Regions from separate parts of the Homo sapiens genome. Here region 2 is linked to region 1. Evidence: read pairs that join two places in POLR2A ChIA-PET (ENCODE). Cell type or tissue: MCF 10A. All regions are shown on one strand. Each heading gives the region's core, and the rest is flanking DNA. Links, peaks and the distances in the headings are about the cores only. Region 1 has its middle 30 kb from the start of OVAAL. Region 2 overlaps XPR1 (xenotropic and polytropic retrovirus receptor 1).

Region 1 (15,768 bases), core at 7,950-11,949:
TGGATCACGAGGTCAGGAGTTCGAGACCAGCCTGACCAACATGGTGAAACCCCATCTCTACTAAAAATACAAAAATTAGCTGGGCGTGGTGGCGCACACCTGTAATCCCAGCTACTCTGGAGGCTGAGGCAGGAGAATCACTTGAACCCGGGAGGTGGAGGTTACAGTGAGCCGAGATCGTGCCATTGCACTCCAGCTTGGGCAACAAGAGTGAAACTCCATCTCAAAAAAAAAAAAAAAAAAAAAAGAAATATATATATATACATATATATACACATAATATAATATATTTTAGGTGCATTTTGGGCATCTGGAAATGCTTTATTTAGAGTTAAAGAATAGACAGCCAGATCTCTGGCATTTTTCCTATAAATATGCTTTAGAGTGGATGTGGCATGCTCTGTAGTTATCTCCCAATTATCAGGCTAATTGAGGAAAGGAATAGCTTGGGGAAATAAAGTTGAAATGTAGCTTTTCGTTTCTAACTTTTTCACAATCATTTTAACCGGATCAGTTAAACAGATACATTAATTGTTTCCTCTGAGTCTTTTTGGAATTAGATTATAAAACATTAACTACTTAAAAATGAATGATTTTCACTTTTTTTTCCTTGCATTTCTCTGATCCATCTTCTAGGACTAATGTGAATCCAAAAGTCTAGGAGCAGAGAACTGAAGATTTGAAGAAGCTTAACTGTGAAATGAACAGGTCATAGTGTACCATTTCCATTTTCAAGGGTTATAAAATGTTGTTTGCACTTAGTTTTGATTTTAGAGTTAAATGAGAAACAAAAGAAAAATAAGCTAATGTAAAAACATAAAAATCTAGAGTTGGAATGCTCCAAAGTAGAGGAGAGTTCATCTCCCTCTCCTCTCCTGCACCTCACTTAGCCACTTGGTTAACTAATTATCCTTGAAGCCTTTCCTCCAGGGTCACCTGTGCCTCCCCGCCTCACAGCTTCCCGCCTCTCCACCCACCCAATTCCCACCTGTGCCTCAGTCCTGGCAGGAGGACTTCAACACTTCCTTGTCCCTGTTCTTCTATCTTCTCTTATAGGACTTAATTGATTGTATTACTGTTTGCTCCATCATTTGCACCTGTGCCCATTGCCACCCACTAACTGAATTTCAGCTTCTTTTAGAGCAGGGACTGAGCCATATTCATACTAGAAACCTCAGTGCCTAGCATAATACTCGGTACATGGTAGATACTTGTAAACGTTTAATGCATGTAACTGAGAAAGAGAGAGACAGAGAGAGTGAGAGAGCACCCCAAGAGCAAGAGAGCACCCCAAACTCTGCTTTATAGAAAGAAAGAAAGCCTCTAAGCCATTTTAAATGTCCCCCAGGGAAGGGATTTCCTTGGACAGGTAAAGCCTGGTTTTGAACTGGCTCGCTGGCTGGAGTTCAGAGCGTGTCTGCATTTCTTCCCCTGTTGGGTATTGGTTTGAAGTGTTTTTGTAACTGCCACACGTTGCAGTTTCCCTAACCTTTTTTCTGGGAAATCAGAATAGATCTTCAGGACTAATGGGGTGAGATAATGTGTATTCTGTGTACACCTATTGTTATTTGTTGGCTTAGCTGTGCACAACATTCTGGATAAGCTGGCTTAGGAGATGCAGTGACTCATGTCATTTTCTCCGTAACCAGGGGTGACCTAGAGCACTTCAGGCTGGAGGAAATTGGTTTCTCGCACTCTAGCTTTGTAGCTCCCACTGCAGATGAGTCTAGGCACCATCTCGGCATCCATCAACATGACTGAATTAGTTACTGCTCTATCTGATATTAATGGTGATGGCGCCTGGCTGCAGGAAACCCTTCCTGCTTGGCTAAAAGAGGTTGTGACCTACTTGCACATAGATTTAATGCGAGCGGGAAAATCTGCATTCGACTATAGCTTTGATATCACCAATTAGAGACACTAACATTAATTGGGCAACCTCTTTTAAAACTCAGTGAGTATGAAGCTATTAGCTACTCATTCAAATGTTGTGAATGAGTTTAATATTTATTAGCTCTGTTTCTAACATCCAGCTGAGATCTTCCTGGGAAGTAAGTAGGCATTTGGATGGAGGGTGGGAAGTGGGAGACTGTAGGAGAGAGAGAGAAGTGATTTGGGAGCACAGACTTGGTTACTAAAGACCACAGACTTGGCACTGCAGAGAGGACTGCAGGGACTCAGAGGCTGTCCCGAGCACTTGGAGAATGTGTTGAGTATTCGAGAAGTGTTCAGGAAAGAATTCTGAAAGGGAGACTCAGAGGGCCCTAAACTGTGTATAAAGTGGTCCCTTATTGCGTGTGCAGTCCCCTAGTCTAGGAAGATGAGAGTAGTCAGATGATCTAGAGTGAAACTTGCAGAAAACACTAGTGCAGATAAGAGCCACATGGGTGAAACTGTGAGGGCCTCATAATTTTTAAAAGAATGTAGTTTTTTCAAAAATTATTTTCAGAAGTAATACATATGCAGAAAATTTGGAAAATATAAAAAAAGCACAAAGGTCCCAACACATCAACAAAACCAGAAGAAGGCTGGGCACAGTGGCTCACGCCTGTAATCCCAATACTTTGGGAGGCTGAGGCAGGCGGATCACCTGAGGTCCGGAGTTCGAGACATGCCTGTCCAACATGGTGAAACCTTGTCTCTACTAAAAATACAAAAATTAGCCCAGCATGGTGGCGGGCGCCTGTAATCCCAGCTACTCGGGAGGCTGAGGCAAGAGAATCACTTGAAACCGGAGAATCGCTCTGGGAGGCGGAGGTTGCAGTGAGCCAAGAGCGTGCCACTGCACTCCAGCCTGGGTGACAGAACAAGACCCTGTCTCAAAAACAAAAACAAAAACAAAAAACAGAAGTAATTCCAACCCCCAGAGGTAACAAGCCTTACCATTTTTGGCAGCACGAGCTTTTGTCTGTCCATACTTAATGCATGTGCAGACCTTTTGTAGACTGCAACTCTATCTCCAGCACACACTGTCCTGCAGTCTAGGCCTAGCATATCTTGAAACGTGCCAGTAAGCTGGCTGTGAGCAATTTTTTTCTATCTTTCTGTTCCGTACACCCTGTCCTTCCCACCCTCCTTCACTGCCCTGCTGCAGGGAGGTAGATCTCTCAGAGACTGATCACTATAAACTGATCCTGCTCACCCAGGGGCCTCTTTGTTCATTGACAGGGTACAAGGGCTCAGCTTAAAACAATGACAAGTCTCTGCTTTGTACATTACTTTGCATATATTTTCTTTCTAAGTACAAGGAGCTTTTAAGTAAGCATGTAAGATAAAACAAAATAGATTGATTAATGTAATCCACAGCCTAACATTCAGGGCATCCCGTTTGTGAAACTAAACCATGTAATCACAGCCTGGGGTAACAAAGCCGAGTCTGCACACAGAGGAAAAAGCTGAGATATACCAAAGGAGATACGCTAACAGCATGCGCAAGGCCTCTGCTCTATGCCTTCTTTTCCTAGCCCATCTCTTGTGTTTTGTGCTGTTGATACCGGCCAGTGGGGCCATAAGTGTTGAGCCTGAATATTTCTCCATTGGGCCCTATCTCTCCTTCCCTACTACCACTGCCTTAATTTAGCCGCTGGTCTCTCATGTGGATTACTGCAAAACCCTCCTACCTTGTCTTTCTGTTCCCAGTCTTGCCCCCTTCAACTCCATCTTTACCATTTGCAGTTCAGTGAACTTTCTAAATAGCTGTCTGTTCCCATTACCCATCACTGTGTAACAAGTCACCCCAAATTTTAGTAACATAAAACAACCACCATTTCATTATGCTTGCAGATTCTGTGGGGCAGGAATTCAGACAGGGCATAGCAGGGTTGGTTTTTCTCTGCCCCATGATATCTAGAGCTGAGATGACTTGAATGGCTGGGAGTGGAACAGCTGGAGTTAGAAGAGGTACTCCTTACATTTTTCTTTATGCACATGTCCTGCCACCTGGCCTGCAATGCTGAAGGATGGGTTCAGCTGGCACTGACCTATGTGTGTCCTCCCCAATATCATGTCCTCAGGGTAGTCATACTTCTTTCATGGTGGCCTGATGCTTCAAATGCTAGTGTCCCCAGGGATCAAGGTGGAAGCTTCACGCCTTTTAGGACCCTGCTTCATAAGTCACAACCTTCATTCCCACTGTATTCCACTGGTCAAAGCAGTCACAAGCCTGCACCAATTCAAGGGAAGGGAACATAAACGCCACCTCTTGATAGAAAAAATGTCAAACATTGTGTAGCTATGTTTTATTTATTTGTTTATTTTATTTTATTTTTTGATACAGTGTTCCTCTCTGTTACCCAGGCTGGAGTGCAGTGGCACAAGCACAGCTTACTGCAGCCTTGACCTCCCTGGCTCAAGTGATCCTCTAACCTCAGCCTCCTGAGTAGCTAGGACTACAGGCACATGGCACCATGCCTGGCTAATTTTTAAATTTTTTGTAGAAACCGTAGGGTCTCTCTATGTTGTCCAAGCTGGTCTTGAACTCCTGGGTTTAAGCAATCTTCCTGTCTCGCCCTCCCAAATTGTTGGGATTACGGTGTGAGCCACTGCACCTGGCCATAGCTATGTTTTACAATCACCCGTCTATCTATAGTCTGTATTTATATAAGCATAACAAATTTTTGAAAGATACACATCAAACTGTTATAGTTGAAAGGTGGAAGGAGAATTTTCTCTCCTTATTCTCTATACTTCCAAAGGAGAAAAGAAAAAAAACTATTGGAATTATGAATGATTTTCATTTTTTAAAGAAAATTGCTTCCTCTATTTTCTCAACTCTTCAAAGACTAAGAATACTAAGGTAGGTCCTACACTGGCACATTCTAAAAAATTTGCTAGACCAATTTTTAATAGAATTGCTAGACCCCCTAGCTATGTTCAGGGCACACAAAGAGATTGTGAACTGGGCTTTGTCAATATAAGCCCATTACCCACCTTAGGCTATGGAAGAGAGGCTAGAAACATCCTTTGGGGGCTTAAGAAGCCAGATCAAGGTCTTCTTTATAGACAATGGTCCTGGTGCACTGTTCCAAACCCACCCTACTCCTGCCATAGGAAACACCACCTCCCTTTAAGCCAAGTGAGGAGGTTTCACAAGAGTCATTTGGAGTGAGTCCTTGATCTGTGTCTCCTGGAGTTTGAGAGACACAGGACTGACTTTCACCAGAGGAAGCCTAAAGGTGAAAGTCTAGAAGGGCCTGCCCTGCAACAGAATAAAGAGAGAAGACTCATTGGCAGGGAGCTGCACTTTTATTGACGGGTGGGCCATGGAATGAGGGGACCCATTCACAGTCCATGTCAAAAGGGACACTGCCCTGGAAAACCACCTGCAGGGTGAAGCTACCTGGCAGGAGGGCACTCTAGCCAGGGGTCCCTAGTAGAAGGATCTCCAAGGTGCGAATGGCACACCATATGACAACTGTGTCAGTCACATAAATCTGAGTAATTTGCCCCTAATCCATCCCCAGAGGCCTAAGGAAAGAGCAGCTAGTGGGTAGAAGAGGGAAAAAGCTGACTGTGCACCCTTCCTTCACTGCAAGCTTCCAAGACTAAAGCAAGCCTAGCCAGACGGATGAGAAGTTTTTCAATGAATAAAATATTGAAGGTGTAATATTACACTTCACACAATTTTTGCAGTACTCAAATGAGAGCATTTTTGTGACAGAATGGGATCAGAAAAGCAAGGATTTTATCCTAGAATGGATTTTTCTGAAGCAATAGGAAAGAATAAATAAAAAGGTCATGTCATGAATGTCCAGGACACACTATAGGTCTAAGAAAACATTCTTAGACCTATAGTCTTAGACCTATAGTGTGGCCCGGACATTCAATACCATCTGTTACACTTTTTTTGTGCTTTTCTGATTTTCCAAATTTTGTTTGGAACACATATTGCTTGTTATTATTCAACTGCACATCTGATCATATCACTTCTGTGCTTAAACCTCTCTGATGTCTTTGCATTGCCCTCATGATCAAAGCTAATTTAAAAACCTGGCTTACAAGGCTCTTCATGATCCAGCCCCTGCCTACCTCTCTATTCACTTTTTCCAGCTTCCTGTGAGCCACATACACTCTGTAGTCCAGCTATATGGACATAAATGTTCTAAATGCATCATGATCTTCTGTGTCTCTCCTCAGTTCAGGTTATTCTTTCTTTACTTTAATTTTTTTTTTTTTTGAGACAGGATCTCATTCTGTCTCCCAGGCTCAAGCGTAGTGGCATAATCATAGCTTACAGCAGCCTCAACCTCCTGGGCTCAAGCAATCCTCCCAGCTCAGCCTCCCAAAGTGGTAGGATTACAGGTGTGAGCCACAGCACTTGGCTGATTCTTTTGGTTTGAAATATCCATCACCCTCACCTCTTATCCGAGGAGCTGGCTTTGATTCACCCTTCAGCTCAGGCACCACCACCTTTGCAGGCCAAACCTCAGTTGGAGAGCTCCTTTAGCTGAGAGATTGGGCTTTCTAGTTGGCACTTCCAGTGCCTCTAACCAGGTAACACAGCAGGCATTCTGCTTCCAATCCCATAAACAAACTAACACACAAATAATGGTTGGTGCCCAATGTTCAGTAACCAAGGAAAGTCAGGGAAGGCCAAGAAGCATTCTTTGATCATCTGACCGGAGATGGGCAAAGGTGCTAAGTTTTCTGTGTGGAAGCAAGGCAGAGAGTACTAGGGAAGGCTTTGGAGAGAAAAGGATGCTGGAGTATGTCCTCTGCCCAAACAGTGGCCACTTTTACTTGAAATCTGAAAGGCTCCATTCTTGGGATTGATCATTGCTCTGTTTTAATTTGGCCTCAGTATATCTACTCTTTAGATTTCTGACTTGTTGATCTTTCTTCTGAGCCCTGCAGGGATTTGATCATATTTGAGGTAATAGATGTGGGGTGCTAAGGAATCTCCTGGATGTGAACAAATGATCCAAAAGTCAAGTATGTTGAGAAAATGGAATTGTACAGAATTTTAGTAACTGGTGATTTTGTTTAGAAGTTTATGCCACGCTTGGATCACATTCTTCTTTTTGCATTTCAATATAATGAAACACATTGGTGTTTTTATGTTTTGTTTGTTTTGTTTTACTGCAAGCCATTATTTCCTGATTAAATAGGAGGTTGTTACCTAGTCCAGAATCAGCTTCTGAAGTTACAGACTTCAACTCTAACTTAATCTAGACCTGCCTCTTGGAATTTCTTCACTGTTACTGTGATAGGCAGCCACAGAGTTCTCAGATTCTTGGATTGAAAGGAGTATAACACTTTATATTTGTGAAATTCTAACAGGTTTACAAACATTCTTGAGTTTTAAAGCATATTACATAATCTGAATTTCACAAAAACTTATAAACTTATTATCATCATTTTAAAGATTTTATACCAGGAGTTCAAGACCAGCCTCACAACATAGCAAGACCACACCTCTACCAAACAAAAAAGAAGATTTTATAGATGAAAGTGAGTGAAAGTGAGGTCAGGGTGGTGGCTCATGCCTGTAATCCCAGCACTTTAAGAGGTCAAGGCAGGAGGATCACTGCCAGAAGTTCGAGACTAGCCTGGCCAAAACAGTGAGACCCCATCTCTTAAAAAACAGAAAGAATGGCTGAGCACGGTGGCTCATGCCTGTAATCCCAGCACTCTGGGAGGCCAAGGCAGGTGGATCATGAGGCAAGAGATCGAGACCATCCTGGCTAACATGGTGAAACCCTGTCTCTACTAAGATTACAAAAAATTAGCCGGGCCTGGTGGCGGGTGCCTGTAGTCCCAGCTACTTGGGAGGCTAAGGCAGATGAATCACTCAAACACGGGAGGCGGAGGTTGCAGTGAGCCAAGATGGCGCCACTGCACTCCAGCTTGGGGGACAGAGTGAGACTCTGTCAAAAAAAAAAAAAAAAAAACAGAAAAGAAAAGAAAGAGAGAGAATCAGAAAGGTTAGGAGATTTGTCTGAGGTTACAGAGTTAATTAGTGCCAAGTCTAAGACTTTGCTAACTTTGCTAACACCATAGCTTTCTCTATCTTGGTTAGTACATGTCAATATGATAAGGTCATTAATAACAGACTTCATAGTTGCTTGTGGTTGAGAGTTCAGAATAAAATCAACAATGACCATATCTCCTAAATGACTGTTTCAAAACCCTTTACAAGGCAGCCAGGCCCACGTGAAGTATCTAAGAAAGGATAAATTATATCAGTAAGTGTTAGAAATGTAAAATGTTTGTTCTTTGGTGCCACAAGGAAAAATCAGCATTTAGACAAAAAGTTGTCTTAGCAAGGCAATTTTTACTTTCTGCAGAAAGGGTGTCCCTTGCAGATGGGACAATGGCAAGGGCACACACAGAATAAACAGACACCAGAATATTTATTACTTACACGTGAGGTCCTTATTGCTGTGTCCTGTCTCCATTGGCTGGAGCCAGACCTCATGAAACCTGACTGGCTAATAATTTAAAACTTTTAAAAATAGGTAGAAAAGTAATAATATTCCTAAGTAAGGAAGGGACACAGGCTGTGAGCTGGGACATGCCTATGAGCGTGTCCAACACAAATATTTTGGTTAAGGTTCAAGGACATAGAATGTACTATGCCTGTGAGCATGTCTAACAGCTACATAGGATAGGGCTTAACAAAGAGTTATTAGCATAAAGCAAGGAGGCTTGAAGGAAGTTAGTCTTTAAAAGAAACTATTATTTCTAACACTTAAGATTTATTTTTAAACTTTGAAGAGGAAACTTTTTACTTTCTACAGTAAGTCACTTCATGTGTTGTTTTTCTTGAAGCCAGCTGAATTGTTGGTTCAAATCATTCTGAAGATGAAGTCAAAAGCATGCCCTGGATCTTTAATAATGAGTCACATTCCCTTTCTTTCCCTTGGCAGAAAAACTTGGCCATTGACATATTGAAAAGAGAGTTATACGTTCTTAGAGGGCTTCTTCTGTCTCCTGGGGTACATTTGCAGGACAAGTTAAGGAGAATTTTCATTATGGAAAATTTGACATTAATTCATTTACTCTAGTTATGCATTCTTGTTTTTATGTATTTAAAAAGAAAAAACATTTCCTCTGAATAAATGGAACAATAATATGGCTTGTTAAATGTAACTGACAGGATTCGAGCTCCTGTTCTATCAATTACTGAGCCTTAGTTTCCTCATCTATCAAAGTGGAACACTAACACTCACAGGGGTTATGAAAATTTTTTGTTGCTTGCTCTGCATCTATTCCCCAAATTTCCATCTGGAGATCCTTCTCCCCTAGTCTCTATCCTTCTGGTCTAGTTAAGGCTCCTCCACCTCCCTCCAGGAATGGAGGCCGGACACAGTGGCTCACGCCAGTAATCCCAGCACTTTGGGAAGCCAAGGCAGGAGGATTACTTGAGCCCAGGAGTTTGACACCAGTCTGGGCAACATGGTGAAACCCCACCTCTACAATAAATACAAAAATTAGTCGGGCATGGTGGAGTGCACCTGTAGTCCCAGCTACCCTGGGGGCTGAGGTGGGAGGATCCCTTGAGCCCAGGAGGTCAAGGCTGCAGTAAGCTGTGATTGCACCACTGCATTCCAGCCTGGGCAACAGAGAAAAAAAAAAAAGTCTAAAAAAAATAGTAAGAAGAAGAATGCAGACCATGACTCAGGACAGACTCTTCAAAGCCCCTGGCCATGAGGCCAATTCAGAGATGAGTATGTGATGCTGTCTAATTAGAGTACATCTGAGCACTCAGGAGGAAGCTGAGTGCCACTCCTGAGTGCTGCTTTCTACTTCCTGCTGAAATGGAGATGCTGGAAGACTGTCTGGCTGGAGCAGCTCCAGCCACCTGCCCCCACGGGGAACCTGAGAACAAAGCCAACACACAAAGGAAGGTGGATCCATGCCAGGAGATGGAGGGAGTCAAGGTTCTGATAATGTTGTTTGAGTCCAGTCATGTATGAAGGCAGCCCTGTTCCTGAGCTTCCCAGTTTTGTAAACCAATAAATGCTCTTTGCGTTTACACCTATTTGGTTTAGGTCTATCAAGAGGATCCTAAATGATATTCTACCTAAATTTAAGAATTAAAGAAAATAATGTAAAGTGCTCAGCAAAATACCTGGTATAGTAAGTGCTCAGTAAAGGTTAGCTTAATTGTGCCTATTATGGAGTTTAGTTCAGAAAAGAGAGGACTCCATAATTATTGTGAATATCAAGTGAACTCCTTCAGGCATGGCAAAGAGCCAGTCTTATTGGTAGGTTGAATCTCACGAGATACGAAATAAGCAATTTCAAGAAGTCTTTCCTATCCTTAACACCTCTCTGCCTCCTTGGCACTGAGAGCCCCAGATGTCAAAAATTGTCATCAATCCCTTTGTTTTCAGACATTTAAAGAGGAGTTTCTCTTTTAGCTATAGCACCTGCACGAATGAGTCCATGAGCTCCATTCCTGAGGGCGGATTTTGAGAGTGGCCTATAGAGATAGCAGAGTCCCCTGGCTGCCCTGAGAGATGAAGAGAGACACAGCCACAGAAGAGGTGACGGACGGAAACTCCTGCCATCTTCCTATGCAGTTTTGGCCTGGCTGTCCTTGCCAGGCACCCTCAAGAAGCTCCAGCCTCAGATTTTAAAAGCTGTGTAACTTTTTGAACTCAAAGAAAGATCTTTGGCTAAAATGGCCCCCCAAAACCTTTGTTAAACAAGCACAGTATGTAACCCAGTCCTCTTCTTCTGCCCGGGCATCCCCCAGATACTGCCCTTTGCAGTAGAAGCAGCCCAAGGTGTCGGGGCCCATGACAAGGGAATCAAAACTTTTCTCTTGTCAGGTGTGTGTGAGGAGGTACCTTGGTCATCTGTGATTCTTGCCTTGCCAAGCAGATGGCTGGAGACTAAGAATGGAGAAGCTGCCTAGAGGGAGTACAGAGTAAATATTTTAAAGTTCTGTCGGAACAAGGTCAGACATGCTCCTGGGTAAGGACCTGAGTCATATTTCAAAGAAATGAGGCAGAGCTTCCTGGAAGCCACAGTCGAAACAACTTCAGACATCCAGTTTAACCCGAGAGGTTTGAATTCCTTCCTTTCTCTTATCTTTCTTTCCTTTTTTCTTTTGTTCACTTTTAGCTCCAGTTTTCTTTCTTTCTTTTTTTTTGAAACAGAGTCTCACTCTGTCACCCAGGCTGGAGTGCAGTGGCGTGATCTCGGCTCACTGCAACCTCCACCTCCCAGGTTCAAATGATTCTCCTGCCTCAGCCTCCCGAGCAGCTGGGATTACAGGCGCCCACCACCACAGCTGGCTAAGTTTTGTATTTTTAATAGAGATGGAGTTTCACCATGTTGGCCAGGCTTGTCTCGAACTCCTGACCTCAGGTGATCCGCCTGCCTCAGCCTCCCAAAGTGTTGGGATTAGAGGCATGAGCCACCGTTCTCAGCCAGTTTTCTTCTTTTTAATCATACATACCACCCCGTGCCAAAGTCTCATTCTGTCGATGTGTGTAATTTCCAGCTCAAAGTCCCATTCTGTGGCTACATCGACATTTTTTGTTTCTTTTCATCGCTAACACTGGTAAGGCAGCAAAATGCCAAATATTTGTACCACGTACTTTGCTTAAATGGCTCTAAGCCACTGTAGGCTAGGTCAGCTAGCACAGAGCTCCAGAGAAGGTGGAATGCCACTTTCTGAGCCTGATGACTTGCGGAAATGGACCATTTACAATAATTGAGAAGAATCGTAAAAGGAATAAGCTTCTTGTACATTAGTGTTATTTAAGGCTAAATACCTGTAGCATCTGAAATTATTTTGGATTTGCTCCCCTTACTCTGTGATAAATTACATTCTAAATATCTTATTTCCTACTTCCTATTCTTTCATCCTCTCCCCCTCTATCTCACTGCTTGTATTTGAATACATTTTCTGTATGCACCCCCTAAATAGTATTAGCCCCAGTACAAATTAGCATTTCTAAGTATCCATACCTCTATATAACATGCATAAGATAATTTGTCTGGCTGGGTGCAGTGGCTCACACCTGTAATCCCAGCACTTTGGGAGGCTGAGGAGGGGGGGGTCACCTGAGGTCAGGAGTTCGAGACCAGCCTGGCTAATACAAAAATTAGCCAGGCATGGTGTCAGGCGCCTGTAATCCCAGCTACTCAGGAGGCTGAGGCAGGAGAGTCATTTGAACGCGGGAGGCAGAGGTTGCAGTGCGCCAAGATAGCGCCATTGAACTCCAGCCCAGGCGACAAGAGTAAGACTCCGTCTCAAAAAAAAAAAAAAAAAAAATCGACAGCAAGAAAACGTATGCCTGATACACAGCAGTGAAAAAATGATTTGTCACAGGTACTATAGGATAAAATATGAGACTTAACATCAAATTAGGGTATTTTAGCTCCCTCAAAATCACATTCTTTTTTTCTTTTTTTTTTGAGACCGAGTCTCGCTTTTCCGCCCAGGCCGGACTGCAGTGGCGCTATCTCGGCTCACTGCAAGCTCCGCCTCCCGGGTTCAGGCCATTCTCCTGCCTCAGCCTCCAGAGTAGCTGGGACTACAGGCGCCCGCCACCGCGCCCCGCTGACTTTTTTTTTTTTTTTTTTTTTTTGTATTTTTAGTAGAGACGGGGTTTCACCATGTTGGCCAGGATGGTCTCAATCTCCTGACCTCGTGATCCACCCGCCTTGGCCTCCCAAAGTGCCGAGATTATAGGCGTGAGCCACCGCGCCCGGCCAAAATCACATTCTGTATCAGACAACTTCTTACTTAAATTGATAAGCAACCCGATCCTACTATTTAGAAATATTTTTCATATGCTAAGGAATCTGTTAACTGGCTCTGTGATGAAAGTAATGATTTTAGTTAAAGTATAAGCAGTGGCAGTTCTGAGGGCTCAAAATAGTAGCACATTGAAATGATGAAAAGATTCATTTAATATACATTTATTGTGCAACTACAATGTGCCAGCACTGTCTAGACCAGGAAAGATCAGGGAGACTGACCCTTCTTTGGAGGATCAGGAAGTCTTACAGTTCAGTCAAGCTCTCCAAGAAGAAAAAGAGTTTATAAGATTATCCAGGACAGTAGGATACTTCAGGCAGGGGGAACAGCATGTGCAAAGTCATGGAGGACTGCTCTGGGAAACGTGAGTGGTTCCATGCAGCTAGAGTGAAAGGCTGTTATAAAGGAGTGTGGCAGAATATGAAGCTGAAGAAGTAGGTAGAGGCCAGCTCACGCAAGCCTTATAGGTTGGGGTGCACACATTATAGGTTGGGCTGTCATCACATTTGCCATTTCTTCTTACTGCTAACAGAGTTTTGATTTTGTTCAGGTGGTAGAGTGCCCAGGGACAGAGTATAAATTGCAATTGGCCTAAGCCAATTGTCTTAGTTTGTTCTGTGCTGCTATAACAGAATGTCAGAGATTGAGTAGTTTATAAAGAAAAGATATTTATTTCTTATAGGTCTGGAGGTGGGGAAGTCCAAGATTGAGGGGCCAGCATCTTGAAATGACCTTCCTACTCCATCATCCTGTGGCAGAAGGCTGAAGGGCAAGAGAGGGTGAGAGAGAGAGAGCGGGAAAAGGGGGCTGAACTCATCTTCTTATAGGGAACCCACTCCCAAGGTAATGAACCCATTCCCAAGATAACAGCATTAATCTATTCTTGAGACTAATGGTGCCCCCATGACCCAAACACCTTCCATTAGGCCACACCTCCCAGCACCACCACATTAAGGATCAGGTTTTCAACACAAGAACTTTGGAGGGCCTAGTCAAGCCATAGCACCAATCATAGCAATCCCCTTTACTTTTGATGATAATGCATGGTTTAGGGCTGCATATGGCATTCAATTCTGGCCTAAAATATAAGAAGTCTGGAGGAAGGCATCAAGGAAAGAATTTCCTCCCTGATTAAAAACAGAAGAATTCTGTAACAGAGCTCTTCCTTTGCTCCTTCCCTTCCTTTGTGATCTAGATGCTGACACATGAGGATGCAGTATCTAGAGTTACAGTCGCCATCTTACAACCATAGTGAGAATGAGAAGCCTGAGGATCCAAACCTCAGCCTAAGGATGAAAGAGAAAGGACAGGCTAGACACGGTGGCTCCTGCCTGTAATCCCAGTACTTTGGGAGGCTGAGGTGGGCGGATCACTTGAGGTCAGGAGTTTGAGACCAGCCTGGCCAACATGGTGAAACCCTGTCTCTACTAAAAATACAAAAACTAGCCAGGCGTGGTGGTGCGTGCTACTCAGGAGTGCTACTCAGCTACTCAGGAGTCTGAGGCAGGAAAATCACTTGAACCCGGGAGGCAGAAGTTGCGGTGAGCTGAGATCGTGCCACTGCACTCCAGCCTTAGTGAACGAGCAAGACTCTGTCTCAAAAAAAAAAAAAAAAAAAAGAGAGAAAGGACAGAAAACATTCGGGTCTTCAACAATATCACAGAATCACCAAAACAAGTTTAAGACTGCCTATATTAGAACATTTAAGAAAATAATAAAAGTCTTTATAGTTAAAGCCACCATCAGTTGTGCTTGCTGTCACATTTGTTATAACTGCTGTCATTCCAAGGATGGAACTTACCATGAAGAGGAATGGGAGCTGTGCAAACGTTTAGATGGGGGAATGAGTTGTCAGATTTGTGCTTAGAAATTGTTACACTGGCTACTGTGTGCAGAATGGACTGGCACACAGGAAAGAGACCAGTTTTGAAGTTACTGCAACTGTCCGAGAGATTAGGTAGAACCTCAGCAAAAGCAGAAGCAATGATCATTGGAAAGGAGGAGATAAGCCTGAGAGCTATTTTTAAGTCAAAATAACATAACTTAGTGACTCAGTGGATGTGAGAGTGGAGAAGCTAGGATAATCAAGGATTGCTTGGGCTTCTGGTTTGGCTGGGAGGAGATCTGAGTCTAATTCTGACTTTGCCACAAGCTAGTTGAGCAATTCTAGGCTGGTTTCCTCATTTCTAGTGGGTCAGATTAAAAATATGATAGCAGATTTACTTTATCTCCCCTGACCCCTCCAATGCCCAGGAGGTCTTTTTATAGAGAGAGAGAGATGGGGGTCTCGCTATGTTACCCCAGACTGGTCTCGAACTTCTGGGCTCAAGCAATCCTCCTGCCTAGGCCTCCAAAATACCTGGGATTATAGGTGTGAGCCACCGTGCCTGGCCAGGAGCTCTTTTTTGCTGAGAGTACTAAAAGAGGTTAGGCCATTCTGGGGAAGAAAAAACCCCTCTTCCTCTGCCAGATTTATTTGTGCAGAGCTGTTTGGTAGGCAACGTTGAGCTTTTGTCTGCCTTTCAGCTTAGACTGACAACAATTTGTAATGATTTGAGAAGTGGAGCAGAGGGCTCAATGATGGGTGATGACCAAGTATGTGAATTAAAACCAGCAAACCATCATTTCCCACATGCATTCAAGGGTTATTCTTTTTTTTTTCTGAAGACAAGTCTCACTCTGTTGCCCAGGCCAAAAGGCAGTGGCATGATCATGATCATAGCTCACTGCAGCCTCCAACTCCTGGGCTCAAGCAATCCTCCTGCCTCAGCTTCCTGAAGAGCTAGGACTACAGGTGTGTACCAAGTTAAAATTTTTATTTTTATTTTGTACAGATAGGATCTCTCTATGTTGCCCAGGCTAGTCTTGACCTCCTGGCCTCAAAGGGTCCTCCTGCCTCGGCCTTTCAAAGTGCTGGGGTTATAGGCATGAGCCACCATGCCCAGCCAGGAGTTACTCTTTTTTTTTTTTTTTTTTTTCCCTGAGACGGAGTCTCTCTCTGTCTCGATTCTCCTGCCTTAGGCCCTCGAGTAGCTGGGATTATAGGC
Region 2 (15,768 bases), core at 6,791-10,790, 270 kb before region 1:
GAGCTCCTATCTACTCTCTGATTATTAATTTTCTTTTCAAATTAGATTTATAAAAATATGTCTAATATCTTGGTCATATATTCTAATTTCTCACATTGGGGGTATTGCTATAGTTTAGGTAAAAAAGATCACTGTCAACAACTCTCCCCTTTTCCCCTTTATTTGTTCATCTGAAGTTACTCTACATATCATTCTTTGAATTCACCATTCCTCACACCTGAAAATGGCCTTCCCTACTTACCAATTGAATATTACACATCCATACACTTTTCCAAATACAATTTTAAGGTTCTAGTGACATGCTGATAGAGTAGAAAATGTTAGTGACCTAATCTACACTTCCCTCTCCATCACAGAATTTTAGACTGGGAAAAGATCAAGAGATAATCTAGTTTAACATACTTACCTCATAAACAAGAATCCACTATAGTCTGGTTGCAGACAATTATATAGCTAGTTAGTGAAAGAGCTGGGATTAGAATTTACATTCACATTCAGGATTACCAGTTCATTGTTTAATTTCTTTCAAGGTCTAATCATGGTATTTATCCTTTACTAAAATATCTGAGTACAGATATTTTTGATTTTTTGACTTTTTAATTCAGCCCCTCTTGTCTTTTTATTAATACATAGAAAAAATCCTAAAATAATTCCTAAAGAATTATTCCTAAAGAATTATCTATGTTTTCTGATTGAAATGGCACTTGATTTTAACAAATATTAGATGAAATAAATGAAAGGAGAAGTCTTCTTGATGCAATCAAGCAGAGTCAGCCACTCCTTCTCCTTTGTCTTTTCATGACACTTTTCATTTAGTCAAGTATTTATTCATTCATCCCAGAAACATTAAGTCTACTATAGACCAGTAATTATGCTTGGAAGTGAAGAATATGGACACCTAAGCACATTATTATAATACAGTGTGATAACTGCTATAATGGTAGTTTATATAGGGTAAAAAAAGATTAAGATGAATAGCTGACTATGCTAGGAAAAATAAAGAAAGGCTTCTTGGAGAAAGTAACACTTAAACTGACTTTTAAAGAGGAGGAACAGGTGTTTACAAAGCAGACGAGAGAGAGTGTTTCAGACTGAGGGCATTCCATGTTCAAAAACAAATCATAAACTACAGTAAGTTATTTATTCTTCCATTCCAGTCTTTATCGCATTGTATTGCAATTTGTTTACTTATCTGAACATAGTTTATGGCTTTCCTTGAGAATGAGAATTTTACTTTGTTTTGATTTCCTATAGTACCTAGCATATAGTAAACATCTAATATATTTTTGCTGACCGAATGAATTAGTATTTTTGTTAATTATTTTTCTAATTATATTAGAGTAATATAATTAGAGGTTGGGTCTGTACTGCAACAGGATTAGCTAGTGGTATACCTAAGTTTGTTCTTTTAAACAAACACACTCTTTATACATACTTTTTGGGGGTATACAATCTCTTCCCGGAGGAAAGTGTTCTCTCCAGCATTCTTATCGAAGAGACCCCAGTCCATCTTGAGATCCCAGATGAGGGTATAGCAGGAACTGATGATATAAAAGACAATCCACAGGTAAAAGAACACCATAGTGTCCGAGTGACCTCGTTCTGAAGAAAGAAGAGGGAAAGAGAAAAGAGAAAATTACTACATTTAAGTAAAATTTTTCATTAATAACACTAATTAAAACAGATTCTTAAAATAGCTCCATAAGAAAGCAAAGCTTTAAACAGATCGTAGGAAGATCACTGTCTAACAAAGGTTAAATAATAAATATGATTTCCCTGAGGTCCAAAGCAATCATCAAACATTTATTGAATACATAACACTTACACAAATGTATAAAAGTTTTGGAGGCTCTATGCTGAATACATAAAAATCTGTATAATTGCAATGAAGGCGTCGAATGTTACAAAAGATGCAATTTTAACTTTTGCCATCAGGTGGCAGCCTAGTGCAAAATATGAAAAAGATTCCTGAAACACTACTAACAAGGAATGTGCATTTGCTTCAAGAAATTCTTGGATTGTTTTTACTTTAGAACATTTCCTTCATACACTTAGATGTTGTCCATACTTATCATGATGGCAACCAGATAATCCTAAGTCTAGATAAAATGCCCGAAAACAACAGAGTGATAAGGATTTTACCCTTAAGGATATGTATGAAAGCAAATTTCTCTCAAGTCACAAAGCAAAGTATGATATTTTAGCTTTTCTTAGAGGGTGTTTATTGATACAAAGGCCTAATTTGCTGGGAACACTATAAAGTAACCTTTGGCTTTATGCTGAAAATACTTATTATAAGGCACACTAAATGAGAATAATGATTCACAAATATAGTTATACAATTTAATCATTTCTGCTTCATATACTATCTAATGAAATTCTTCTTTGGTAAGCTCTAGAGTCCATTGTGAAATGTCTCTAGGTGTGCTATAGGTATATAACTACTAATATGGTTCTGCATCACCAGGAAAAAAAGGCGTACAAATCTAATTCAAAAAAGTTTAAATTTTGGTCAGTTTCTCAAAGATATAGAAAGTGAAGGATATATCATGCATCGTTCATAATTTTTTTCTGTTAAAATAAGCAAGTGTTCATTAACCACTTTTAGGTTATATTAATGTGTTAATAAGTACAGTATGATTTAAAGGCACCCCTTAGAAGTTTATAATCTAGAGAGTGAAACATTCATTCATTATAAATTGATAAATTTGAGCTCAAAATGAAGTATAAACAAAGGGCTATGAGAGCACCAAGGCAAATGGGAATGTTTCCAACAGTAGGAAGTAAGAGAAAGCAGCATTTGAGTTAGTTCTAGAAGGATAAATAAATAGTATTGCAAAAGTCAGGCAGATAAGGTGAGGTCATTCGAGGCTGAAGGAAGATACTGAGAAGGCAGATAATGAGAAGGTGGGGGGAAGTACAGGTGTGTTTGAGAAGCTACAAGTTACCTACATCTAGTGTAGGTGACATATAGAAGATGTGAGAGAAATGGTATGATTTAAAATGAGGCTGAAAAAGACTCATCTGGGTCTGACTGTGGAACGCCTTCGTGGGCTTTAGGATCAGATCTGTATTTTAGAAAAACAACTGGTTGGCAAATTACTTGCAATCAATTAGTTAAAAAAAAAATAGTTGCCTTGGAGCTTCAGTGTTGTGTGAACATCAGTTCTCATCAGCTTATGAGAGGCCAATTGTTAAATTTTCAGAAACTCTGGAAGCTGGTTGTCAAACTCAGTCATTATTAAAAATTAACTTACATAACTTTATAAATAGCTATATTAAAACAAAGGTAACACATACTCAAAATTCATTACTTTTTAATTTTATTAATTTTTGCTTTTATTCTCGAGGTTGGATGTATTTATTGTACTTGCATGATGGAAATACTGTATAATGCTGTGCTACTGTACATCTTTTCCTCACTCCACATTCAGTGTTATCATCTTAGTAGCTTGAAATTGGCTATAGTGGAAGTATTTACACCGTGGAAATCAGCAAACACTAGGAATCAATGCTCCTTATCCCCACTCCCACCCAAGAGCTGGTTTCTTGAACATATACTAGCACATCACTGTTTAGCTGCTTCTCTTAGAAAGGCAGTGGTAGGGAAAGAAATTGGTATTTCTTTAAATGGTCCACATGTGATTCTCATGAATAGCCCAGCTCTGATATAATCACATTTTCACATTTAAACTATTTCCACAAAAATTTTTCTTCATTAAAAACAAATTGAGCTGAATATTTATACTACAACATTATGTCATAAATTATCAACTTAAAATGCCTAAAAAATTATTTACTTACTATCTAGGTATAGTTCGTGTGTTCTGACATGTATTTATTTCATTCTATGTGCAGATATAGGGTCTAGCTGAGAAGTGTCATTCAATAATTCACATCATGGCTACATTAAAAAAGATACTACAATTCATCTACTAAGGTTCACAAAGAATAAAGCAAATTTGGCAACTTAGTAAAATTCACTCCTCATATTTTCAAAACAAGATCCACACAGAGATAAAAAGGCAAGGAACTTATTTATATTTACAACACTTAAAAAAACTGAATGTAAGGTATGTGCCAGGTATTTTACAAATATTGTCTCATTTAATTTTCCTAATAATAAGCTATTGTTTTGTCTGCTAGTAAAAGGACATGAGAATAGAGTAATAGATACATTTAGTAGGAGATAACAAAATGAGTATTTCTCAAGTGAGTATAGGTGATATGGAGTCTTATTACAGAAAGCTGATTTTCTTTCTTTCTTTACTAATTACTGAAGAAATAATCAAGTGTAAATTATTACATAAAAGGAGATTGTGAAGAGGAGTAAAAATGTTACATGAAAAAGGAATTAATAATGAAACTAAAAGCAATGTGCTAATTTTCTGGTATTTCTCCTAGATTTTAAATGTAAATCTTATCCTTAGAGTGTAATTCTTACAGTGGTACAATGGATCTGGTGTTTCTCTCTTGCAAGCCCATGTTATTTCTTTTTTTTTTTTTTAGTCACATCCTGCTCATTTTGACAAACGCAGAGTCATGTACCCATCACTACAATCAAGTTACAGACCATCTCCATAACTCCAAAGAATTCCCACACACTCCATTGTAGCCCCACGGACAACCACCAGTCTGTGTTCTCTTCTGGTAGTTTTGCCTTTTTGAGACAGTCACATAAAATGGAACCACTTAGTATATAGCATTTTGAGTTTGGTTGTTTTCACTTAACATAATATATTAAAGATTTATCCATGTTGTTGCATGTATCAGTGGCTTATTTCTTTTTCTTGCTAAATAGTATTACTTTGTAAGGATGTATACAAATTGTTTATCCATTTACTTGCTGATGAACATACAGACTGTTTTCAGTTTTTGACAATTCCAAAAAAGTCACTTTACAAATATTCATACACAAGACTTTATGTAATATGTTTTCATTTCCCTTGGATAGGAGTGAGACTGTTGGGTTGTATGGTAAGTGGATGTTTAACTTTATGAAAATCTTTCAAACTGTTTTAAAGAGTTATTGTACCATTTTGCATTTTCACCAGCAATGTAAGAGAAATTTAGTTCCTCCTCTTCTTCAACAGTATTTGATACTGTCATTAAAAAAAATTTAGCTACTCTAATAGACATTTTGTAGTATCTAGTTGTGATATTAATCTTTACTCCTCTGATGACTAGTGATGTCAGGCATCTTTTTATGTGTTTAATTGTCATATGTGTATCTTTTCTGGTGATGGATTTGGTAAAATATTTGGCCAAAAATTTTGAGGGGGAATTTCTTGTCTTATTATTATTGCATTGTCTGAAATTTTAAAATTTATTCTGTATTCCAGTTCTCTTTCTGATAGGTTTCCTGCAAATATTTTCTGTTAATGTGTGGCTTGTCTTTTCATTTTCCAAACAACATTTTTGAATGTATTTATTCACAACTTTAAAATTTTGATTAAGACAATTTTGATTAAAAACCATTTAAAAGTATCTTTCTTTTCTGAATCACACTCTAATTTTTTATATTAGAAGTCCATATCATTTCTATGCAATTTCTATGAAACATACATGAGGACTTACTGCCTTTTAAATAAATATTCTTACAGAATATTTCAGAGTAAGTAATATTTTATCTGATGAACTTCTTCAAACAATGATTAGCACACACTTGGTCTACAAATGCTACATTTTGGTCTCATTTTAATTACTACCATTATTTGATCTTTCCCATCTCTCAAGTGAAGAATGCCTCTCTCCCTGAAATCATCTGCCTTCATTGGTATTCAGGAGATGTCCTGGAAAGATATTATCACTTTAGGCAAGCAATTACATCTTATTCTCTCTTGGCTAACCCTGGTAGCACACTTTAGTGATATTCAGAATCACAGAAAATCAAGTCATTGCTATTCTACTCTAAGCTTCTATCCAGTATATGCCTGCCACATTCGCAGCATAATTCATATTGGACATATTTATGGCAATGGTATCCATGAATTTAAAACAAATAAAAATAAAAATAAATTTCTTACAGTTTTGTACCCATAGCCATTGTGTGAATGATTAAAAAAGAAAAAAGGAAAAGGACTAAAATACTAAAGGGACAATGTGGGAATGATTTTTTAAAAAGAGAGAAGGAAAAGTACTAAAGAGAGAAATCAGAAAAATTACATATGGAAATCAACTTGAATCATGTTTCAGGGTGGATATTTCAAAAATGAAAAATGTGGCACCACGTGAAAAGAGAACTGGTTTGAAATAAAATAAGAAAACACAACAGACTGGACCTAGTTTTCAAAGCCCAAACCTATAAAGGTAAACTGAATTATGACTGAGTTTAGGATCTAGCAAATCCTGGATCTATTTCTATTACCAAAAAAAAGAAAAATCAAACCTTTGAATTGTCAGATTAATACTGTCCTCCAAAAAATGAACAAATATAGATATTCCCCGATCTTTAGTGTGTTTTAGTTACATGTGAGATCACATATATTAATCCCTCAGGTGATTATCATCTTTATCCTTAGGGCAGACAAGACAGACATTATTATTCCCATTTTATAGTTAAGGAAACTGAAGTTGAGGGAGATAGTTAATAAATGGAAAGATAACTAGATTTAAAGTTAGGAGACCTGGGTTTGAATATAGACTGCCTCTTCCAAGCTTTGTGGTTACAGAAAATTCACATTCTTAAAATGATTGAGACAAAAAAGGAACTCATAGGGCCTAAGGCTAAATGGGGGAACCAGAATGAGGAATCCTCATCTAAGGAACATTTTGTACTAGACAGCATTGCTTCTCTAAGTCCATCTCAACTTTAAAACGAAAAAAGTAGTTTCATAAAACCATGAAGTAACATTACAAAATTTCTAACATAGTGTGGGAAAATAGAATTTAAAAGTTATTACACATATTATTGCTTATTTCATACTGTATATAAAATTATGTTTATGGGAAAAAAACAGAAGTGGTTATCTCAGATGAGGGAAGTAAGATTAAGGAAGAAAGTGGGCTGAGGAAAATAATTGTTATTAGGGTGGTTATACAAATGATTTAAGTAAGACTTTAATTTTGCTATATTTTTTGTTTGTTTTTGTTTTGAGATGGAGTTTCACTCTTGTTGCCCACACTGGAGTGCAATGGTGCAATCTAGGCTCACCGCAACCTCCACCTCCTGGTTCAAGCGATTCTCCTGCCTCAGCTTCCTGAGTAGCTGGGACTGCAGGCATGCGCCACCACGCCCGGCTAATTTTGTATTTTTAGTAGAGACAGGGTTTCTCCATGTTGGCCAGGCTGGTCTCAAACTCCCAACCTCAGGTGATCTGCCTGCCTCGGCCTATCAAAGTGCTGGGATTACAGGTGTGAGCCACCACACCCGGCCACTATATTGTTTTTATAATAAAAATAGTACATAGGAATTCCTTTACTAATTCAAGAACTGTTTACTACTGAGTATATACTATAACCTGCATTATTTATTGTATAACTAGAATACTAAAGACTAACTCCAAAAAAACATCTGCTTGCTTGTATATTCAGCAAACAAATACTGAATGTCTACTGGGTAACCTAACTAGGTACATTCTAGGGAATGAGAATATACTGAAGAACTACTAAGGGCCAAGTCTAAAAGAGGAGAGAGAATTTAGTCAAAAACACAATGTATAGGTACAGTTCTGGAACTGTGCATAGAAAAGGAATCAATAAGCCAGGAGGGGAAATAGCCAGGAAAATCTTCCTGAAGGAGGTACTACTTGAGCTGAATCATGAAAGGACTTGAGTTAAACAAGTTTATGGGGCAGAGAGAACCATTTCAAGCAGAATAGAAACCATTCATTCAATAAAGAGTACCTGCACATGCCAGATATTATTCTAGGTACCAGGTACACAACAGTGAATCTTATTTACTAATGGTCAGACAAATTTCCTGCCTCAGTAAAGCCTCCTATTTCGTAGGGGTAGACAATGATCAGATATATAAGTAAAGATGATGATTTCACACAGTGAAAAATACCATGAAGAAAACAGAACAGGATGATAAGACAAAATTCCTTCAGACAGTATTCAGGCAGAAACAGCGTTCAGGCAGAGAAGGTTTCTTAAGTTGGGACTTGGGTACTGACAAGGAACCAGCCACATTTTCATGTGAAGGTGGAGAAAGAGTATATGTAATAATAAAATTTCTAGTAACCATATTCAAAAAGGTGGAAACAGGTAAAATTAATAATATATTTTATGTAATCTATACCTAAAATGTTATCACTTTTACATTTAATATATAGTCAAAATAAAATTGATATCCTTCACAGTTTTTTGTTTCAAACTAAGTCTTCAAGATCCAGTTTGTATGTTATACTTACGGCACATTTCGATTTAGATTAGGCACACTTCAAATGCTCAACAGACTGATGTAGCTGGTAGTTAAATTATGCAACAGTGCAGCTCTAGGTATCTTTGGGGAGATGAGTTTGAGGTGTAAAGATTGAAAGCAGTGTATTAATATGGCTGTGGCAACAGCCCAGTGAGAAACAATGAGGACTAGAATTGAGTATAAGTTTAAGGAACAGAGAGGTAAGGCAAAAATTAAGAAATACTTGGGAACTAAAATTGGCAGGACTTGGTAAATTTTGAAGGTGAGATGAAGGATACAGTCAAAAATAACTCCTAGTTTTTAACCTGGGTGAGTGGCATGGTGCCATAAACTAGGTTAGAGAACATGGGGCTTGAAGCATGCTTAGGAAAAAAAATGAGTTTATTTTTTGACGTGTTGACTTTAAGGTACTTACGAAACATCGAGGTGGAGGAAGCCCAGAAAACAACTGGAAAAAACTAAAAAGCTTCAGATACAGACTGGGGAGTCACACAGACAGTGGTTGCAACCATCAAAATAATTTAGAAGCTCTTTCTATGAAAAGGACAGGCTACAATGAGAGATAAGTCTTCCATCTATAAGGGGAATCACACTGTGTTTGACTACACTTGGTTGAGTTTATTTCCAGTTTTTTTTTTTAATACCAAAGACTCAAAGAGATGAGAACTCTCTGAAATGTTACAGAGCTTCTCTTTATCTCTTAAAAAATTTAAATTCTAATTCTATGTTTGTTTACATTTCAAGGTTTCTAAATATGTGTTAATTACTATAGAGTTATTGTGGTTATAGGAATGGAGACAGTAAGAATAAGAATAGATAGATTACTGTTTTGAGATGCAGGATAGAGAAAAGGAAAAAAGACTAGACCAGATGGCTTAATGAGGTAAGGGAAATCTTTTTAGAGTAGGGGACTCTTAAGCATGTACATAGGCTAGAAGGAAGGAGCCAGTAATGACAAACAGTTTGAAGATTTGGGAAAAACAAGGGACAACTGCCAGAGCTAGATCCTGGGACAAGGGGAAATGAGAGCAGTGCACAGGAGGAAGGACACCTTGTTACTTTAGACTGGGGAAAATACAGTAAAAAGGGGTTTAGATTAAATAAGCATGTAGGGAGAAGGTAGCTGAAGGAAAATGATTCCTGATAGCCTCAATTTTCTTAAGCTAGTAGGAGACAAGGTGGTCTGTAAGAATAAAGAGGAAAAGGCTGAGTTAGGAGCTGAGAAAAGCAATGAAAGTTATAGTAAAACCGTCCCCCCTCCCCCCACTTTTTTTTTTTTTTTGAGACACAGTCTCACTCTGTCGCCAGGCTGGAGAGCAGTGGCATGATCTCGGCTCATTGCAACCTCTACCTCCTGGGTTAAGTGATTCTTCTGCCTCAGCCTCCCAAATAGCTGGGACTACAGGCACACACCACCACACCCGGCTAATTTTTGTATTTTTAGTAGAGACGAGGTTTCACCATGTTGGCCAGGCTGGTCTCGATCTCCTGACCTCATAATCTGCCCTCCTGGGCCTCCCAAAGTGCTGGGATTACAGGTGTGAGCCACTGTGCCCAGCTGTAAAAACCCCTTTTCAAGTTAACATTTTTGAGATAAAAAATTTAATAATATGTTAACAAAGGACAAAATACATTAAAGTTTAGAAAAAAGTTAATCTCTCCTTCCTATGACATTCTTTTCACAAAACATTTTGCTTGTGCTTATACTGTCTTTCATTCTGTATATACACAATTTTTTTCTTTCCTGTAATATTGTATTCTATCTAGCATTGTGAAAAGAATTTAACTTTAGAGTAGAGCAAATTGAATATATATTTGTCTTTTCCATTAAATTGTAATGTCTTTCACAGAAAGATCTCACATCAGCATTTTTCTAGGGCCCATGTACCATGCTGGACATAGTAGGGGCTTAATTAATATTTGCCAAACTGAATTGAGGCTATGTTTCACTCATTTTTGTATTTTCTGCACAATGCTTTACCTTCCAACAAATACTTGGGAAAGGCAACATAGTCTCTGGGCAGCCTACACATATAATGTGTCCCTGAAAACACCTATTAAGTTTGTAGCTCCTAGGCCCTCCAGGCAAAATGAAATGGACAGCTGTGGCAAACAGAAAACTTTAAAACCAGATTCTAAGGCTTTGACAAAGGCAGGAGGTCAGTCACACCTCCACATTCCCTTATCTCATTATCAGCCGCCAAGACTTTCTTTCCTATAATTAAACAGAAACCAGTCCCTAAAAACAATGTGTGCAAGATTTCTTCCCCAACCTCAACAGACCATCTGACACTGTGGCCAAACTCCCCTCCCTTATCGTGCTTTTGCCACGATAGGTGACTAGCCTTACAAAGCATTCCTTTTTGATAAATGACTGCTGATCACAGACTCGTTCTGGCTGGTCCACAGAGACTGAGCACAAGATGCCTCTGTGCTCTGCTCTGTGTTTCACCTTTTGACACAAAGAGCCGAATTTCACTTCACTTTAATGTTAACTGCCTACTCCGAAGTGAACATGGGACATATGTAACATATATGTTTACTCACCACACATTTGGTTTCCCTCATAAATATTCATAAATTCTCCTATAACCTGCTAAATATGTATGCGGAGCTAACCCCACTGGGGATAAATTCCAACCTCTCCCCTTTGTAACTGAAGCCTATGTATTTGGTTTTGGCTGGAAGCTTAGTTTCCTGACCTGCAGATTGTAATCCTTTACAGGAAATAAAGCTTTCCTTTTGCTTCCTCTGCCAATCTCATGGTCTTTTGTTAATAAGTTGAATGTGAAAAAGTTAAGCAACAGACTTATATGAGGATAAGTTCCTGAGAGCTAAAAATAGATAAAGCAAAACCCCTATTAAACTTTCCTTGCCTTTTAGATACAACCTTTAACGGCATTGTTCTAACATTTTGTAGACATCATTTTTTTCCTTTACAACAAAACACAGCTGCTTTTAATTCAATGAGTGTCACAATGATGTTTAAAAGTTGCTGCTTTCTGCATGCCTAATGATTCCTATAGCTGTTTTAACTGTATTACACTTATGAGACATTAAAAAAATTGTGTGTAATATCACCACAGATAATTCCCACTGATTTCAAGAAAAACGAACAAAATACAACAAAATACAAAAAAAAAAAAAAAAAAACCACATGAATGCACTATTATTTGTGCCACAGAAGGTAAGGCTGCCAAAGCTCTCAGTTAGCAGCTAGCAATACCATGCAAAAGCAGGAAATGTTCTCAATCCAAAGGATAATTAAGAGGTAGGGTGTGTGTGTGTGTGTGTGTGTGTGTGTGTGTGTGTGTGTGTCTATAGTCTAATAACAAAATACCCAAACTGTCCAGTTTTCAATTAAAAAAATCACTAGTCATACAAAGAACAAGGAAGATCTCAAACTTAATGAAAAGACAATCAAAGATGTCAAAACTGAGATGATAGAGATGTTGGAATTACTGGACAAAGATCTCACAGCAGCTATGATAAAAATGCCTTAGCAAAGAAACAGTCTCACCAAAGATACAGGAAACACAAAGAAGAACCAAATAGAAATATTAGAAGCCAAAAATACAATAACTGAAATAAAACTCACTGTTAACAGAATAATAGAAGGGACAGAGGAAAGAACTGGCAACTGAAAGATAGAATAGAAATTTCCTAACCTGAACAAGAAAGAAAATAGGTTGAATTTAAAAAATGAAAAGAAGCCAGGCGCAGTGGCAGTGGCTCATGCCTATAATCCCAGTAATTTGGGAGGCCGAGGCGGGTGGAAAACTTGAGGTCAGGAGTTCAAGACCAGCTTGGCTAACGTGGCGAATACCCGTCTCTCCTAAAAATACAAAAATTAACTGGGCTTGGTGTGCGCCTGTAATTCCAGCTACTTGGGAGGCTGAGGCATGAGAAGTGCTTGAACCCAACGGGTGGAGGCTGCAGTAAGCTGAGATTGCACCATTGCAATCTGTGGGGGATACATTCCAAAACCCCCAGTTGGTGCCTGAAACCATGGATAGTACTGCTATGATAAAGTTTAATCTATAAATTAAGCACAGCAAGAGACTAGCAATAATAATAAAGCAGAACAATCATAATATACTGTAATAAGTTATGTGGAAGGCTGGACGTGGTGGCTCACGCCTGTAATCCCAACATTTTGGGAGGCCGAAGTGAGAGGATTGCTTCAGTCCAGGAGTTGGAGACCTCACCTTTACAAAAAATAAACAAAATTAAACCAGTGTGGTGGCGCACACCTGTAGTCCTAGCTACTCAGGAGGCTGAGGTGAGAGGGCTGCATGAGCCCAAGAGGTCAAGGCTGCAGTGAGCTGAGATTACACCATTGCACTCCTGCCTGGGTGACAGAGTGAGACCCTGTCTCAAAAAACAAAACGAAAACCATAAGAGTTATGTGACTGTGGTCTCTTTCTCTCTCAAAATAGCATAAAGTTTTCAGACTGTGGTTGACCACCGATAAGTAAAACTGCAGAAAGTGAAGGTATGGATAGGGTCGGGGGAATACTGTGCAAAAAAGGCAACAGGGGGGATCCTTGTGGTGATGGAAATGTTCTGTATCTTGACTGTATGAATGTCAATATTCTGGCTGTGATATTATACTATGTTTGTAAAGTGTTACCACTGGGGAAACTATGCAAAGGGTATATGGGATCTCTCTGCATTACTTCTTGCCATGCATGTGATTCTACAATTATCTCAAAACAAAATGTTTAATTAAAAAAAAACCACAGAACTTGACTGTTCCTCAAAACCTTCACTGAGTTAACCACTTCCTCTTTGAAACCACCTTATACCCTATACAATACTGATAATATAGTATTATTGCACTTCCATGTTCTATTGTAATTAGTCTATTTCCCTTACCAAACCGTGAGCTCCAAGAGGAGGTTTTAAAGGCAAGATATGTTTTGTTCATCTATGTATGCCTAGCATCTAGTAGTGCCTGATACATTGAAGATGTTTTGTAAATGTTTGTTGAATAAAACTGGATGTGACTGATGTAATCAAGAAAGTAATTTCATTATTAAACTATTTATATTCAATTTATTATCCATATAGATCCTTATTTACTGGCTCCTCAATAACAAAGTTACCTCTTCAGTGATTATAAAAGCATCAATGACACCATTTAGGACTTCCTTTCTTGACAGAGTTTAGCAACTTTTCTTCTGCTGTATCAGATACCCCTTCCCAGATCAGATCATCAGAACCTCTTCCAATATCTTTCTTATGTATGTGTGTCTAGGCTTATTTTTAAAAATCCCTTTCTGTTACACATTTGATCAACAGCCTTGGAAACATTCTTGTAGTAGGTTATTGCTGTAAGGAAAAGTTAAGACTTTGGAATAAGCAAAAATAATTACTATGCACTAAAATGGAAAATTATGCATTGTTTACACCATACCTTTCTAGGTTATGTTTCTATGGAGTTTGTGCCTTTTCTGGTCTTGGAGTTATTTTATAATTCTGTATAAATTGTGGATAAATGCCAATAATTCTGTCTATAGGCACACAAATAAATTCTGTCTGACGGAGGTCCAACAGATTCCATCTTACCCTCTACTCCTCCACCACACCCCACCTCCAGTAGAAAAAGCAAATTTTGTGTCCATTTGTAAATGGATATCAGCATTCCTTTACTCCACAGTAAAGGTTTGTTAACTAACCATCATGTGGAAAATATATTGTCTCTCCTTTGAACCAGTAGTGACAACTGGCTGGTTTCCTCTTTAATTCATGAGTTAAATAGAAGTTTGGTGTTTTTACATTAAAAAATATCTATTTCTGCTTTTCCCCACTCCTTTTGTTCTATAACCAAATAACAATTCTGGAGCAGATAAACTATGTGTTTCTGCCTTCTCTCCTGGAAAAGACACAATTTCATTTATTTAACTAAATGAAATGCTAACAACTATAACCACTTTAAAAGAAATATAAGGATACTATAATCCTTTTTTTTTTTTTTTTTAAAGACACAGGGTCTCAATCTGTTGCCCACGCAGGAGTACATTGGTACAATAATAACTCACTGTAACTTTGAACTCCTGGGCTCAAGTGATCCTCCTGCCTCAGCCTCCCAAGTAGCTAGAAATACAGGTGTGTACCACGACACTTGCCTAATTAAAAAATAATTTTTTAGAGATGAGGTCTCACTATGTTGCCCAAGCTAGTCTCGAACTCCAGGCCTTAAGTGATCCTCCCAACTTGGCATCCCAAAATGCTGAGATTACAGGTGTCAGTTACCATGCCTGGCCAGGATTCTATACATTTTACACAGTGTCTCAAGTGCTCATTTTATGAAAGCTTCAGGTAGTACATACATATGGGCAGAAACTTTTTTCTTAATTGAACTGAAAAAAGTGATAAACATAAGCTAAAATTATAGTCATTTAAAAATGGAAATAAGATTGGAGTACATCTTTAAGCAGCTATAATACAGAATATAGTAATCAGAATTGAATATAAAATAAATGCAGATCACAAAGATGTATTCTAGAAATGTGAGAAATAACAATATGTATTCCATATTATGGTTAGTTAACAAACCTAAAAAGGGAGTGAGAAGAAATATAATAGGAGATAGGCACAGAGAGAAGGAAAGCCAAAATCTCTTCCACGTTTTCTTCATACAGCCTGCCAATATTCTACACCAGTAAAACATATCAGATCTAAAAAATCCATCTGAAACAATTCTAAATATCAGAGTAAAACAGTCCAAAACTGTGATGCCTTTTTATATAAACCTTCATTTCATTTTTCTTTTAAATAAAATATTTTTAGAAGTAGAGTAAAACCTGTATTATCTCAAATGCTACCAAAAAATCAAAGTCAGTACTTCTGAAACACCTACTCACATATTTACTGTGGAATCTACTTCACCAACTGCAGTATCAATCCACTTTGAGATATAATTAAAAATAAAAAATTTCAATAGTCTCTAATGACTTTCAGCAGAATAAAAGCTGATGGGAGAAACAAAATCTTTTTGTTGGTGGGGAACTCCTGGGTCCCCTTTCTTGATGTGCTTTGTGGGTGTGCGCACGCATGTACCTGTATTGAGACTTCCACTGAAGTATAACTAACACTTGACTGTCTCTGCTCTGCTTTCTCATTCCTCTCTATGAAAACTTACACATATGTCCTTAAAACCTCCTTATGAAGTGAGTACCATTATCATCAGGCAACATGCCCAAGATTCATTGATCCAAAGCCCACACTCTCACCCAGTATGCTTTATTGCCTATGTACCATTCATCACTTGACTGCTAAGATTTTACAAATAGTTCAGTAGGAGGAAGTAGTATTCAAATCTACTTTTATTTGTCTCTATATTTGCTCAACACCACATCTGTTTACAACATCTGTTGTTTGCATGCACTTAATGTGTC

Evidence for each region. Peaks named below come from ENCODE experiments on the same cell type or tissue, not always from the same donor. Only the 100,000 strongest peaks of a DNase experiment are listed, where the experiment ranks them.
Region 2: POLR2A ChIA-PET joins it to region 1 with 5 read pairs; 2 of 35 experiments call an interaction of 5 or more read pairs at or near these places.

The regions. Positions count from the first base shown.
Region 1 is chr1:180,580,828-180,596,595 of GRCh38, reverse strand. No RefSeq gene overlaps it. Among named protein-coding and RNA genes, the nearest start is that of OVAAL, 30 kb to the right of the region's middle. RefSeq lists a silencer at 10,497-10,680. In MCF 10A, for the core only: no CTCF peak of the experiment used is centred there; DNase peaks (open chromatin) are centred at 9,735 and 10,915.
Region 2 is chr1:180,849,542-180,865,309 of GRCh38, reverse strand. XPR1 (xenotropic and polytropic retrovirus receptor 1) reads right to left here. Exons shown (of 15, transcript NM_004736.4): 12 at 1,436-1,602. LOC124904464 (a long non-coding RNA gene) reads left to right here. Exons shown (of 2, transcript XR_007066760.1): 2 at 4,510-13,422. Among named protein-coding and RNA genes, the nearest start is that of LINC02816, 49 kb to the left of the region's middle. In MCF 10A, for the core only: no CTCF peak of the experiment used is centred there; no DNase peak of the experiment used is centred there.